Regions from separate parts of the Mus musculus genome. Here region 1 is linked to region 2. The links are chromatin loops, found by intact Hi-C in ENCODE. Cell type or tissue: heart. All regions are shown on one strand.

Region 1 (8,000 bases), 110 kb after region 2:
TATGGAAACAAATTAAGCCACAGGATAAATGTACTACTCAAAATATCCCACGGCACGCAGAGCTGCCGTCAAAAGCTGCAGGGTGGTGTTAGGATGCCAAATAGAATCCCTTGCCACCTGTTTGAGCACGGACACCCTCAGAGTCCGAAAGCTTTTCTAGGGACAGAACTTAAAATCAGGTAACACTGTCCGGAGTTGAGCAGCTGTTCCACGTTGGCTGTCTGAATCCAATTCTCTCTCTCTCTCGTTATAATGGAAGGATCTAAGAAGAGGGCAGGCAAAGGCCAGAAGATTTTTGGAGAGTTAAGCATAAGCTAAACTCTCCAAACACCTGCCTGAGTGGAATCTTGCTTTGACTTCACTACACTGTCTGTTGTAGGCACTCTGAGCAAACCACTCTTCGAAATGATGTGGACGCCATAACCTTCCAGCAGTTCATCGTTACTACTGTCATTACCATGATGATAAAACATTAAACTCTGTTCATAGACACACTCTTCTTATACCTGAATTGTAAATTAAATTTTAAAAAAAGCTTTAAGCTAAGGAGAAAAGTAAAACGCTGTGGGTCTATTACTGTGCGAGACTGATCTTATACCAACAGGAGAAAAAACTCAAACTTCTACTCTGCTCTGCTGTAAGACCAAAAGGCAATTACGTGGATGGATACATGGATCGTTGCTTAGTGCCTTACGTAGAGTAAATGTTCAGTAAGCACTAGGAAGATCACATTGAAGACTAGGTAGGCATCAGCCAAAGGAGCCTAACGGAGTCAATCAGCAATGGCAAACTTAATGGATAAAGAACAAGGTGACAGAAATCATCTCGGTGGCTGGTGACATTTTAAGATCCTATAATCTAATTTTAAAGGTTCCCGTCTCTTATTTTGATCTATTTTAAAACTGAATAGATGTATTCAATTAAAGGATATCTTATCCATGATTACACACAATATATCCAATCAGCATCTGTATACTTGACCATGCAACATAGTCCTGCAGAGTAATAGACACAGCTGAGCACACAGCTGTCCCTGCTTTCACTATCAGTTTGAAGACTGAATTCTGTCACCTTCAGCCAATGATAAAACCCTTAAAAAGCAACTTCAACCATACCTGTCGACTATAGCTTTGAGCAGATATACTAGCTGGGGGAGTGGAAGGTTAAAACCCCTGGCTTGTTGCTGTCAGCCCCTCAGACCCATCACTCAATCAGAAAAACTTACCAGTTTGATATTCTTAGCAATAGTTCCCCCATATATAAAGTTGCCCATCAGATTAGGCTACGTGGTTTTCTGACTGTGAGCACTTACAGTGGGGTTTATGAATGGAAGCAGTCTAAGGCCACTCTGGACAGTTATGTAGCCCCGTACTTTCTCCCTGGGCTATTTATGGAACGTGTATGGCCAGTGGAAAAAGATCATGTTTATTTTTACAAGCCAGTCATGACATGAAGGAGTCTGTACTTCCTCTCTCTGGGAAGGTCATCTTCTTCACCTGAGTGGCAAGCTGAGAAAGGAGAAAGGGTCTCCCTGTAGCCAACTGAACCTGAGCCTTAGCCAGCCCTAGAAGCAACTCACGGAGCAATGGGCACAGACATCACTCATTTCCCAGGCACCCTTCCGAGGGGGCTGCTCCTGGAGATGCCACCTAGGTTATGGCTACAAATGAAAAGGAAATTGGGTTTTATAATATGTTTCAAAATTTTACTGCCGAATAGATTGTATGAAGATAGCGAATCCTTATGTATAATTTGTCATGTATTTTGAACTGTTAAATGCAATCAAACCTAGTGGATGTGGTGAAATGGAGAAGGTGGAAAAGTATTATTTTAGAGTTTTATTCTGACGGCTACATTACTCCTGAAATGTGTAATAAGCCCCGTTAGCTCTGTGCAAATAGACTGAGTAAATATTTGCTCTAAAATGGCATTATCTGCCTTAACAGAAATAACATAGTTCAGAGCCATGAACGTGTGGTTAAAGCATCTCTGATCGGGAATGGTGTATGTGGTGTATCTGGGAACAGGAAGGGAAGCCAATCCTCTTTTCAATTAGAATGTCCCATCCCTAATGCTAGTGGTGCAGAGCCAGGGATGGGGGTGGGGATGGGGTGGAGGGGAGGAGATGTCAGGAGGAGAGGGGAGGTGAAGCCTCCTTTTTCCTGGAGCATGCTGTGTGGGGAGATCTTGCCTGGGAAAGCGGGTCATCTCACTGGCTCGTGCATCATAATCACTTGAAAACGATCCGGGTATGATTTTTATCCTCAAGTGGCCTCTGCTTAAAGACAAAGACACACAGCTAGAGAGGACCCGGAAGATCTCCAACAAAAACCTAAAGTGACAAACTCTGGGTGTTAGTGCCTGTTCTCACGTTCATGGATTCTTCCAGATGTCTCTCTCTTGAGAGTTCCTTCCAGAGGGGGTGTCCCAATTCAACAACCATAACAACAAAAATCCTACATAATATCCCTTAAGCTGTTTCTTTAGTTTATGAATGAACATTCTTTGAGACTCTACAAGAAGTAACAGCAGCATGCAAGAAAGTGTACGTGGATACATCCTGATGTCTACAGTTATCCCCGGATATAAGTGCTGGATTCGGCTTCACTGAGTAACAGCACTGGTAGTAAGCACACTATCAACTTCTGTAAACACACAGAAATCTCCTGGCATTTTGCAAAGGATAAGACATTGACATTCATCAGGAGTCATGCAAAGTAAAATTTAAAATCCTATTAAGAAGTCCTAAATTCAATACATCCCGTCCCCCCTCTCTCTCACACACACACACATTTAACTTCTGTGTGCAAGTGAACACACTCAGGGCATTGGTTCCTCCAGGGAATTGTGCCAAGGTTCTCTATTTACAAATACAATAGCAATTAAAAGCATAGACAAAACACTAATCTTTTCAGGAGCACCATCTTACCAGGACTGAGGTAAGTGTTCATAGACCCCATGTGCTTGTCTTCAATTACACCACTAAGCCAATGCTCCCCATTCTTAGTTGCCTCTTAGTCTGAAGGACTTTTACCAAGAAGTGTGGCGAATATTTAAATATACTGCTGTTAGGTTAATGACAGGTTAACATTTATAAGAAATGTCTAACAACACTGGCCAATAGGGTCATTAGAAAGAATCTGGGAACATGTTCCCTAACTCTGCAAGGATTTGGGGTGACTACCAATCATTTCCACAGCCTGGATTCAAATGAGACTTTGAGGTTTAACTGGGCAATTGTAGTCTTAACTCAAAAATTTCAGTAATAAATAACAAGATTCTGACTTTCATAATAGAACTTCCTGATCCTGACTGCCTTTTAAAATTGAAGCAAGGATACATGTGTCGCTGTCCTAACCTCCCAGCCGTTGTGGCTGCAGTAGGAACCTCAGCCACGTTAGAGGGCTGACTCTTGCAGAAGCCAAACACTCTGTACACCATCAAGCTATTTCTGGCCCCACTAGAAACCTAAACCCACCCTCCACCTTCCCTCCGTTCTGTTCATCCATGATTTGCAGCAAAGTGGGAAAAGAATATGCTGTTCTCCCAGTACAAGAAGCTACGTTTGAGGACCAGTCATTTGGGCATTGCTTCAAAAGGCACATTTATTTTAGTGGCAACTTAAGTAAGTAGAGAGGAAAGAATCAGATAAAAAAAGAGAGAAAGAGAGAGGGGGGGGAGACAAAAACCCAGGGTGGGTTTTGTGGAATACATCAAAGTAAGTAGGAATTGGAGACCTATACAAACCACAGGAGCCTAACCAATAGTCTAATCAGAGTCCCTATGTAGTCATTCACAGTTTTATCATGACACTCACAGGCCTTCACAGAACACTGTTTAAAAATGTAGTCGAGAACTCTCTCAAGCAGCTTGCCCTAAGGTCCAGTTCACGTGTGCAATGCAGAAGGCTGCAAAAATCAAAACTATGTGACAAAGGAAATCCAGTGCATCTCACAGGCTTCGATAAATTATGAAAAAAATCATTGAATATATTATCATTTAAATAACATCTGATACACATTTTGAAATAATTAACTTGTGTTCACATTCCATGCATTGTCTAGCGGGTTAAGCCCCGGGTTTGTGTCTTTGTGCCCATTTCCCAACAGAGAAAGCTCCATTCTTTCGACAAATCCAAGCATTGCTAGACCTCAGAAGCAGCCAGGGGTTTGTGTTTATCCTCTTCACTGCATACCTGCCTTCACTAAGGGACACAGAAGACTGTTAGAAAAGCCAACTGCTTGGGGCTCTATCTGTAATCACAATCCTCACTGTCTTTGCAAAAATCCCTGGATATCATAGACAGTCCCTAATTTTCTTCCCGGAGGCCCTCTTCCTTCTGTTTCACCTCCCATCTCCCTCTTCTAAAGGCCAGTGGACTTGGGATTCCCCAACTGTCAGGGAACCTTTCCCTAGTGGCCTGCAGCACCCTCTTCCAGCAAAGAAGGAAACAACAAAACTTGAAAACAAACCAACAATAACAACAACAACAACAGAAACTCCACGCAAACCGGTGGGCAAACCATAGCCTCCTCCGGGGGTGGAGGCTCACTTTTTACTGCAGAATTCGGTGCTGTTCAGGAACTTCCTGATGACTAGTCCCAGGCAAACCACCAGCAGCAGCATGTAGCCCACTGTGCCCGAGAAGGTGGGCGCGGCAGGGGGTGCCTGGAGGAACTGGCGCAGGCCCTCTTCCACGTAGTACACCTGGTCATAGATGCTGAGGAAAGTGAAGATGTGGAAGAGCTGATGGCTGTGGCCAATGATGTCGAAGAGACCCGGCTGGATGCGCTCAGGGATCTTGCTCACGTTGAAGAAGGCGGCCACCACCAGCCAGAAGTAGCGGCGGTAGAAGTGCACGAAGAGTGTGGGGTTCTCGCCTCGCAGGTCGAAGAGCCAGCTCTCTAGCATAATGGGGCAGGCCATGCTGAGCGGCATGACGAAGACGAAGGTGCGCAGGGCGAACGGGTAGGAGCACCAGTCGGTGCGGCTCTTACAGCAAGCCACGGTGCAGGCCACAGCCAGCACGAAGGCCACGGGCAGCACGAGCGCGCGGTAGACCGCGATGAGGCGGGTGCAGTCCACGTGCCAGCCCAGGCGCTGCTGCACATACGGCGTCATGACCCTGGCGTCCAGCAGGCTCAGGCTGGGCAGCAGGTAGTAGTAGTAGGCCACGGTGCTGCCGAAGCCATAGTAGCTGATGGAAGCGTAGTCCAGGTAGAAGAAGGCGGCGCGCAGGCGCAGCGACAGGCAGCTGAACACGTGCGCCGTGCAGCTCATGGCGAAGGTCAGCAGCACCCCCGACGCATAGCACCACAGCGGCAGCAGCCAGGGGTGGTGGAAGGGCACATCGCTGCCGCCCAGGAAGAAGAGGCGGCAGAACTTACTGAGGAACAGCAGCAGCGGGATGAAGTGCGTCCAGAAGTTGAGCGTCTCATTGGTGGGCTTCAGCACCGAGGCCAGGCACTCTTGCGCGGTGCACGGCAGCCGCCGGTAGCCGGACAGGATGAAGCACTCCACGAAGTCATCGGGCACCTCGTCCCAGCGCAGCAGCGGCTTGGTCGTGGCCGCCGGCGGGCTCCGGGGGGCGGAGGCGGAGGCGGGATGCGAGCGCCGGGAGGTCGAGGCCGGCGGTCCCTTCACGCCGGCGCCCCGCTGCTGCAGGCGCCGCGGCATGGTGCCCCGGGCTTAGCTAGGGCGCGCGCGAGGCCACCGCGGGCGCCGGGCGCCGTCGGAGCCTTTGTGCGCGCGCGCGCGCGCGGGACCGCGGCCGCAGGTTGGCTACGCGGCCTCGGCTTGGAAGCGGGCTGCTCCGGGGGCTCGGCGCACCGGGCGGGAGGCTGCTGCTGCGCGCGCGGCTTGCCGGCGGCGTCCTCGCCACGCTCGGGTCTCTCAGCCCGCGGCCGGCCGCGCTGCGGTGGCGGCGGTGGCGCGGCTGACTGCGGCGGTGGTGGCGGTGGTGGCGGCGGCGGCGGCGCGGCGGTGACTGGGCATCGTGCGCGCGGGGCGGGCGGCGGGAGGCGGGATGTGCGCGAGGCGCTGGCGGGGGAGGGCGGCGCCGCGCAGGGCGGGGGCCCCCGGGGTTAGGGTGTCTGCGCCGCGGCGGGGGGATGGAGGTGTCCCCTGTCTTGCGTCTCCTACCATCCCCCCCTTCTCGGGCTGCGACCGCTCGGGCCGCCGCGTTAATGATTGATGCGGGGCCGGAGGCTGGCCAGAGACGCGGCCGCCGGCGCCCAGGGCGAGAGGGTGGGCAAGGGTGGGCGAGGGGGTTCGAAGTGCGACAGCCACGCCGGCGTTCTAGAGGACACTGGGGACCCGAGTTCGTGGGGGGCGGGGAGCCGGGCTGGGCGGAGGGATGCTCTAACTGTAACCTGCGGAGGTGTCAGGGAGGGCACTGCGGTACCCGCTTAGAGACGGTGTCCGAATCCGAGCTTGGCGGTTGTCAGACAGCTGGTGCTGCCTGCCTCTCTGTTCTGCTGTCTGTCATCCGTGTGTGAGTGTGTGTGTGCCCCCCTCTGTGTGTGTGTGTGAGTGTTGCCCTCCTACTCAATCCACGTCAAGTCCTAGTTTATTTCCTTACTCTAGCGGACCTATTCAGGTGCGTCACTATCCTCCTCCTCTCTCTCTTTGTGGTGTCTAAAGGGACCTAAAGGGACAATTCCCAAGCTGGTCTTCAGCTCAACTCACCAACTCGGAAGCCCCAGCTTACTCCTCTGTGGCTTCTTTAACTAGGAATCCGATGAAGAGCTCAGGAGCGCTCGACAACGGATTTTCAGGAACAGTTTCAGATGATGGTTTGGGGATTCAGAACGCCTCTAAGGAGCCGGGGAATGTATTAAAAAGGGTTTCCCAAGCAGAGCTGTGCAGGAGCCTCGGGAGGAAGCAGATGAGGGAAGACTATAGGCGTCTTCTAGAACAAACCAGAAAAGAGAGTTGAGAGGGTTCCTAGAGGCTTAGCATCGATGGTTTAGAGAAACCTATGCATAATTAACCTTAGAAGTACCTGGCAGGTCTAGTATGAGTTTCTTCAGGCAAGGGGCCCGAAGAAAAGGAGACTTGAAGAGTTCAGAGGTTTGTGATGAGCAGCGGTGTGAAAAATATCATAACCTAGACTTCCAAGATGGGGGTCTCCCAGTGACGTCTCAAATGTTCACCGTGTTCCATCTTTCAGTGATACTCCGGGTGTGGCTTCATCTGACCGGAGTCTTCACCTTGGTATAACAAAGATATACATACAGTTTTGAGGTGTTAGGCACTTGATGTCTTACAGCTTTAAAATATCTTAGATACTCTTTCCCCCATTTTGCAGATAAGGAAAATGGAGGCACCATGGCCATGTTGAGTACACCCAGGTGGTGAATGTGAACACAGGCAGTCTGCTGTTAGACTTCATATATGAAACTAGAACACCCACTAACCTTCACTAGGAGGAATCGGACTGCTAGGAAGGACCATCCCACTTAGGAAAAGGCTTTCGATTGAATTTTAAATTTTTATTTTATGTTCATTTTAAAATCAAAAGGGCCACCTTCATCACTAAACAGAATCTTGTAAGGAGGTTAAAGAAGATTATTAGTATGGATAAGTTGTTTATAACTAGACTGTCATTTTGTATTGTAAATGTTTAGGATTAATCAAGTCTTTTTGGAAGTTTCAGCCTTTTCTCTGAAATAGTTTCCACTCGTTGATTTTGCAAACTCTTGCACAATCAGGCCAAAGGTGCACGGTAATGTTATATCTTTCTGACCTATCACATATTTTTTGGCTAGTGGGTTTGCAATGAATTCGGGTTTTGGTTGAAGTTTTTTAACTGATCATTTATTTATCTCTCTTTCCCTTTTAGTTTTCCTCAGCTTTAAAATTGAACTCTAGCTTCCTTTACCACGTGGAGAGGGACCCGAGGTAACGTGTAAAACCGATTAGGAGTCAAGCATTCAATTCAAGTGGGGGGATGCTAAATCTCGGAACCACAGGAAAGTCAGAGGAACAAAATAATTCAT
Region 2 (8,000 bases):
TCTGTGCTGGTGTTTCAGACTGGTAACTCCTATCCATGAGGAACTGTTTTCTGTAGCACACAGTCTATTTGTTGGGTAAATTATAAGATATCAAGTTCTGTATTTTCTAGTTTAAAAAAAATCACCTTGTTCTCTTTTCATATTTTCTGTTTCTTGTTTTGATTTATTCTACATGCGCGCCTTTTAAATCCTGAGACCGCTCCCTCTCCCTCAATACTGGAAATTGAACCCAGGACTTTGAAAATGTTAAACAAGCATTCTGTCTCCAGGCCACACCTCCAGTCGCCCCTTCTGAAACCTGTCTGCCTGTCTGTCTCGTCCTTATAGTTCCACATGTCTCCTGATGGTCTACGGAGAAATCACCAATGCAGAAAGGCAGTAAGTAGCCCAATTGAAAACTGAAGCGGTTATCAGCTCACTGCAACCTCTGACTTGCGACTGGTAACTAGACTGCTTTCTACTGCACTATGAATATGCATTATGAATCAGTTACATTATACTTTAGATTGTTACATACCTATGAAAAAAATGATTTTTCTCCTAGTAAGCATTTAGCTACACTCTTGACTCAGCCTGTCTCCCTGGCAGTGGCCAGAGGCTCTAGTCCCTGTTCTGGGCCTTTTTGTCAACGGGCTTGTCCCGGCAATGTAGTTCTGCAGTTAAAGACATGGGTAGCTTTTCTGAATATTTTGAGTCCATGGCTTCTGTGGTGTCTTGCTTGGGTTTCCACCCCAGTGCTCTGGTTGTAGTGTCAGCCCTCGATCCTGTCTCTTGACTTCTCAATCTAGTCACGTTGCACCACTGGCCGCCCAGGCCGATGAGCAGCCCCCTCAGGCAGCAGGCAGGGGATTTAGGAATCCTACCTGGTGCAGCCACCCCTTCAAGTGCTCTCCTGGAGTGCTCCTATGACCCAACACGAGGCATTACACAGAGCATGAGGTAACAAGAGAGAACTATGAAGTAGTGTGGGATTTCACCTAGGTTTTTAAAAGAGCTGTGGTAAAAGTACACGTGTGAAGGGAAACATGGAGAGAAAGCCACGCCTTTCTGGAGGATGAGGTGCAAGAGTGGATGCTACATCTGTGAAGACGCACGCAAGCTTCACGTTTTTTACCCTATCCATTTCTATTGACTTTTACGAGAATAATATATAGACTTTCTTTAAATATACATATATATATATATATATATATATATATATGTAGACTTTCTTTAATAAAAAAAGGGCTGAATTTTAAAAATGATCTCTTGATGACTTGTTGACATTCATTGGCTCTTTTGTAGCTGTCTTCAGACACTCCAGAAGAGGGGGTCAGATCTTGTTACGGATGGTTGTGAGCCACCATGTGGTTGCTGGGATTTGAACTCTGGACCTTCGGAAGAGCAGTCGGGTGCTCTAACCCACTGAGCCATCTCACCAGCCCCTCATTGGCTCTTTAAGAAATGCTATGGTGCTTAGAAGGCGGAAACACATAGAGAGTGCCAAGAACAGTGCCTGACACACTACAGGTAACAGATCCTAGTTGTCACTAGGTCGCTGCCCCTGTGTGAAAACGGTTACCTTTTCCATCTGGCGCAGCGGCAGAGTACGTTGCCATGAAGCCACTTCCCGCGGTGTTGGCGTCAGAAATCATTTGTACCGTCATCTTGTTGCCGCTGGCTACGAGCGATCCAGGTCGGAATGTGCCACAGAAGCGCCCGATACGCTGGCCATTGGCGTGGCCATTGTACACATCCACGAAGTCATAGCGACACAGGTTGTCATTCTCCAGGTCTATGAATCGAAAATTCAAGACGACCACTTTGCCCTCAGGAACCTGTCAAGAAAAAAAAAAAAAGGCAGAGTTAAAACTGTTTAAAAGCAACAACATCTATAGCCTGTCTTCACTAAAGACAACAGAGCTAAGTCCTGCGCCAGGTCGGGGACGCGCCTCGGGGCAGAGTCCTTGCCTCGCTCCTGTGAAGTACTGGGTTCGAGCCCAGCAACACACACTCATAAATGAATAAGTAAATGAACCAGGGTAATTTCCTTCTCAGGTCTGGACTAAGCCAGCAGGATGCTTCTGAAGAAAAGCATCACCCTTACCCTCCTCTGCTAAGTCCCACAGTTCTGTTAGGTCCCTGACCTTATTCCTTAAGTCTTTAATCCCAGCACTCTGGAGGCAGAGGCGGGGCAGTCTCTGAGTTTGAGGCCAGACTGGTCTATAGTGAGTTCCAGGAGGACAGCCAGGGCTACACAGAGAAATCCTGTCTGGAAAAACAAACAAACAAACAAACAAACAAACAAACAATGAATATATCTCAACAAAGCTGCAAAATACTGGACTAATCTCATTAGATGGTGGTGTTGTTTATAAAGAATAGCAGTTCTGACTCATTTTATTAATACATTTTTACATATTGTAAAATGCCTCACCACCTATACTATGTGTTGCTTGGAAGGAACACTTTGAGACATCTTTTTCTTTTTCTTTTTTCCAGATTAAAAAAAAAAAAGAAAACCACACTGTACAATAGGCTTCTGTGAAGTTCAAAATTAAGGGTTTATTTGGCAATTGTATAGTTAATTTTCAGGAAGTTCAGTTGAGGGCAAAAATCTATATTCAGTTAATTGGATGCTTGTTGATTCGTCTTTTCTTAAAATCGGTAAGTTTTAGAAAACATTTTTATTTGTTTTCCTCGGGTAGAGAGTGTGTTTTCCAAGTACTCCTCAATGACTATGCACGGGTATTCTTTCCCCTGATCTCCCTCACCATGACTCCCCCAGGCAATTCCTCCCCTGTCTTGTGAGAAGGGAAGAAAAAGGTCCCAGCTCACCTGTCCTTTACTTTCTCCCTTCAGGATTTCCAACCCTAAAGTTTGAATCACCCACTTCATCTTTTCAACCACGTGTGTTCACTGCCAGGACTTTCTTCCATAAAAACGTACTCATGACCAGACAAAGGTCAGAGTGGGGACATTCACCCGGGAGTCTATGCTGACTGGTTCTGTACTCATCTCAACTAAGGGCCTCGGAATTAAAGGCCAGAGATACACCGACACTAATCCCGTTTCCCCAGGGCACATTTCACTCGACTACTGTAAAATAATGTATTTTCGATGTCATTTAATTTTTGTGTCAAAGCCATATAATAACTCACAGGAGAAAGCGTACTGGGAAATCCCAAGAGGGCATTATTCACCCCCCACCCAACCTCCCACCCCCACTTTGAGACAGGGTCTCAGGTAGTGAAGGCTGGCTTGGAACTTGCTATGTAACTTTGGATGCTGTGAAATTTGAACCCTTCTGTCTCCACGTCCCACATGCTGGGACTACAGTCACGTGCCACCAGTCTGTGATTTCTAACATGCTGAGAACTGAACCCAGGGCCTTATGCTTAGTAGGCGAGGACTCTACTGAATAAGCCCCACACCTCCAGTTACATTTCCAATTGCTAAATACTTCATCTGCTGTCCAACTATCAGAAACTCCAGAGATTTTATAGAAAGCACAGTTCGATGGTTAAGGGTTCTCACAAAAGCAAGACATTGCTTTTTAGAAGCTTTTTATTCCGAATCGTCTCTCAATGCTCACATATGATGCACACACTTGACAATTATTTGTTTATTTTGGTGCCAATTAGATGAAGCTGTTGTTTTGCGAGCTGATATCAGCTAGGGGATTCATTATCGGCCCGGAGGAGAGACAGTCCCAGGTCCCTGCTTTTTCCAATCAACAGCTGAGTCCTGTGTGGGCCAACTGCCAGCGGGTGCAGCAGTGACCTCAGTTCACCCACAAGCCCCTGGGACGTCCTCATTGTCACAGGCACACTTGCCAAGTCACTTGATGGCAAGGCTCCTGCCAGCGAACTGGGGAAGCGCATTCTAAGTCGGTGGTTTGCATTTTCAGGGATGGACAAAATGCAAATCCGCAGCCTGCTTCTCTGTGGAGGACACAAACTGTAAACAGGGTTCTGTTCCCTAGCACAACACTTAGAGACATGGTGTCCCTGCAGCATGTCTGTCTTTTTTTTTAAGCCATCGTTTCCAGCCTCCAGGATTTCTCTCTTTTACAACTGGCATGGTCGTTGGTGCTCTAATGCCCAGAGCGATTCGTGCACATCAAGCTTGAGGAGAAAGAGGGCCCACTGTTATCCTGCACATGCATTCTGCATGTGGTCCAGAGAATTTGACCTTAAAAGTACGCATAATTATTTGGCTGTCTTTCGAGATGGGACTAAACCAGAAGCTCACAGGAGCGTTTACAGCCTGTGTACATCTTGACACTCTTTCTTTCTTTTCTTTTTTCTATTTTCCTTTCATTGTTTTTTTTTTCCTCTTTAAAAACTAGGTCTCATTCCCTCCCCATCCTCTCTCAATACTATTTTTAAGGGAAACCTTGTCCATGTTTAGAAAATAAAACACATTTTAGTGAATAGAAATGATGTAATACTGTGAACATTTCCTTTTGTTCCCTGAAATTTTGCCCAAAAAAATTAAACTCCTTTCATGTCTAGGAGTGAGGGAACCCATCCACTGGAGTCTACGGAGACCTTGTCACTCTGCTCTACTGGAAATAACCCCAAAACTTCCCCACTGCATTGGAACCATAATAAACCTGAACTCCAGGTGTCAGGTAAATTGCTACAATGTGTACACCTTTTCTCCTAAAATCATTCCCAGAGACTCTAGGAAGTTGTTGCTCACATTAACCCAGGGCGATGGAGACTGAGGTAGAGAGGTCAAGACGCTGCATGGTCCAACCTGTCTCATGGGTCTTCCCTTTCAGACAGTTCAGCCTCCATGCAGGCCACTGTGCCGATTGAGGAACACCCCAAAGATGGCTCCCAGCTCAGGACCCCCGGTTGGACAATGTTTCTTCCTAATATGATTCGCTTTATCTTAGGTCTCAGCTCAAGGACTACACCTTCCCAGAGGCCCCCCCTGAGCCCTTCGGGCATCATATACTAACATTTACATGCATATACTGGCATATACATATATGCATATACATATATGCCTCACACAGCTACACTGCTTCTTCACAGGTTATTTGGCCCCACCTTACCACCAGCAAGCGTGGTATAGAGAACACAATTTATCTAGCATGGTTCTTGGAAAAATATCCATGGGGGGGGGGGCTTCTTAAGCACATAACCTCTCTCCAGACACATGGGACATCCACATTTCCCAGACTCCTTTGCAGGGAGCCTGAAAGCACGGGAAGAGGTCTGGGCCAGTAGAATGCCAATAGAAGTGGCATATCAAATATTCTGCACAATCCTCTTGGAGTTCTGTTTCAGATTTAAGAAAAGGATTCAGTAGAGGAAACAGGAGGTTGTATGTAGCAGACGACATAGCTATGCAGGACAGGAGTTAGTGCCTGAAGACGGATGCCCAGGAGAAGCCACTCACAGCTGCACAGTGATCAAGGAGAACTTTGTGCCGTGTGCGGTCACTGGGGTTTGGGGGTCTGCTTGTTAGAGAAGCTTTGCACTTTGTGTTAGTGCCCTGGGGAGTGGCACACACCAGTTGTTCTCCCCAACACTACCACCACATGTGGCTGCCATCTTTGTTGTTTTAGGTGTCTGTGTGTTCTTTACAAACAAACAGCATCGTTGGCCTCCCAAATAAAGCAGCTTCTGAGAATAGGCAAGGGAGAGGCAGCTTTGCCCAATGACAGATATATAGAGTTTACTTGGCAAGCAGTAATCAGTTAAAGGCAACTCATTTTCGAGAGGACGTGCACAATTTGGATTAGTCACAAAAATGTGACAGCGCAGAGTAACTGCCAGCTCTCTGTCACGGTGACAGAATGCTTGAGATGATGGGTCTGTAAGAGAATAGAGTGTTTATTTGGGATAATGCTCTCACAGGGTTATGCTGTTGCTTCTTAGCCTGTGATGAAGGCTCATATCACTGTGAGGAACATGTGGTAGCACAAAGATGGATTCCAAAAGAAAGAAACATGAAGGGGCCATGACCTCGATTTCCCTGTTAAGGAAAGGGATGCCCTGTTTTAGTTAGAATTTCTACTGCTCTGATAAAGTATCATGATCTTTACAAGTAAGCTCTGGAGAAAAAGTCTATTTCACCCTACAGCATATAGTCTGTCATTAAGGGAAGCCAGGGCAGGAACTCAGAACAGGAACCTGGAGGCAGGAACTAAAGAGAGGCTATGGAAGGGTGTTCTTTCTGGCCTGCTCAGTTGGCTTTCTCCTAAACTCTAGGACCAGGGGTGGATCCACCCACAATGGGCTGGGCCTTCCCACATCAATCACTAGTTAAAAAACACACCACAGGCCAATCTGGTGGGGGCATTTTCCCAGTTGAGGGTCTTTTTCCCCAAATGACTCTAGCTTGTGTCACATCGATGTAACATTAGCCATCAGAGGATCCACTGGTCTCATTTCCTTTGGGTGGGCTACCATCCCCTAATGCAGTGGACCCACACTTCCTAACTGCTACTTCCTAACTGTAATTTTGCTACTCTCATGGATTGCAATGTAAATATCTGTGTTTTCCGATGGTCTTAGGTGGCCCTTGTAAAGGGGTCCTTCCACAGGTTGAGAACCAGTGGCTTAGTGGTACCCCAGGCTGAGCACCAGGGCTTTAATACTTGCCTTTAGAGCACATTCAAGATCCACACTACAGACTATAGCAATGGCTCTAAATTTAGTCTCTAAATGCCACCATCATTACCGTGACTCCTTTACCTGGCTGAGCAGTGGGGCATCGAGAAGCTATCAGTATTTCTTGACTCCAGAAAATAAATGGATCCCCTCTTCCTCTCTACCTCATGTGAATTTCCCCTTCCTGGGATATATTCTTTCTTCTTCTCCATCCATTAGCTCTCACTCCAATTTCAAAGGTGGGCCAAACACATCTTCTCTAGGAACCTCCCTCCCACACACCCTCTGCCGTATCTCAGTGGAATTATTGTCCCAGTTGCCCCTCCAGAGCCCATTATTCCTCTCCCCTTGGCAGACAGCCAGTCACCTCACGTCTCACTGTGGTCTCTGGCATGCTCTCAGCCTCGCAGTGCACAGCCAGACATTCTCCCTCTGAGATCTGTTCAATGGAAACACAACAGCGGGGGCCCACGCAGCCGAGAAGGTGGGTGGGGTGGAGACAGTAATGAAGGAAACTTTCCTATTCTCATTTTATTTAATTCGATCTTGGGTGAGAAGAGTTTTGGAGCTTTTCTGTGCTGTTTGATTATCGAGTTTCCAAATCAGCAGGTGTTGTATTAAACTTCAGGGAAGCACACAGTCATAGCCAAGAGAGAGGAGAGAATTAAACTTCAAGAATGCACATGACCCAGAGCCTGGCAACACCTTTCAGGCAGGCTAAACCTCAGTGAGATGAGAGGCAACACCTACCGCTAAGTGGATATGCCGTGCCCAGGGTGTCTCCTTGGTAACACTCTCTCAATATGTGTGTACAGGATTGTGCATTTTTAAAAGCAGGGGTGGTAACTTCTCTATTATGCTTCCTGATAGACAAGTGCAGAAGGTTTCATACCACCAAAGAAAACTGATTTCTCTACATCTTCAAAAAGTCATTTTAGAACATTCTTTCAGGTCTCCAGAAGTTGTCAGTATGAGTTAATCCAGAACAAGATAGACATGATTGGTGGAGATTTGTGGAGGGGAAAATGTTCCTAAGTTAAACAATTATCCCATGTTACAGCTATTTTTAAGCACAGCAGAAATAAAAGCCAGAGGAGCCTTTTACCAGTGGGGTCTTCTTTGTCATATGTCCCCGGAGCCCTGAAGCTTTGTGTGTGTGTTTCCAAATATGTGTACACATGCATGTGTATGCACATGTACATGCAGATGTACATGTGTATGCAGGCATGTGTGTATATGCAATTGTGCATGTATATGCAGTTGCACATGTATATTCTGAATGCAGTTACACAAGTGTATGCAGGCGCACATGTATATTCTGTATGTAGTTGCACATGTGTATGCAGGCGCACATGGATGTGGAAGCCAGGGGTCACCCAGGCACTGTTC

What was found. Hi-C counts contacts between places; a loop is a spot of excess contacts. Peaks named below come from ENCODE experiments on the same cell type or tissue, not always from the same donor. Only the 100,000 strongest peaks of a DNase experiment are listed, where the experiment ranks them.
Region 1: a loop joins it to region 2, with 2.0 times the contacts of the local background. A loop is called at or near these places in 5 of 42 quality-filtered maps.

What each region holds. Positions count from the first base shown.
Region 1 is chr9:95,557,635-95,565,634 of GRCm38, reverse strand. It overlaps Paqr9 (progestin and adipoQ receptor family member IX), which reads right to left and starts at 6,001. Exons shown (of 1, transcript NM_198414.3): 1 at 1-6,001. The coding sequence starts at 5,676. The coding sequence ends at 4,549. In heart, a CTCF peak has its summit at 4,425; a DNase peak (open chromatin) is centred at 5,294; H3K4me3 peaks cover 2,555 bases; H3K27ac peaks cover 1,607 bases; H3K27me3 peaks cover 6,555 bases.
Region 2 is chr9:95,663,822-95,671,821 of GRCm38, reverse strand. It overlaps Pcolce2 (procollagen C-endopeptidase enhancer 2), which reads right to left. Exons shown (of 9, transcript NM_029620.2): 3 at 1,562-1,817. Among named protein-coding and RNA genes, the nearest start is that of Pcolce2, 30 kb to the right of the region's middle. In heart, no CTCF peak of the experiment used is centred here; DNase peaks (open chromatin) are centred at 3,791 and 5,741.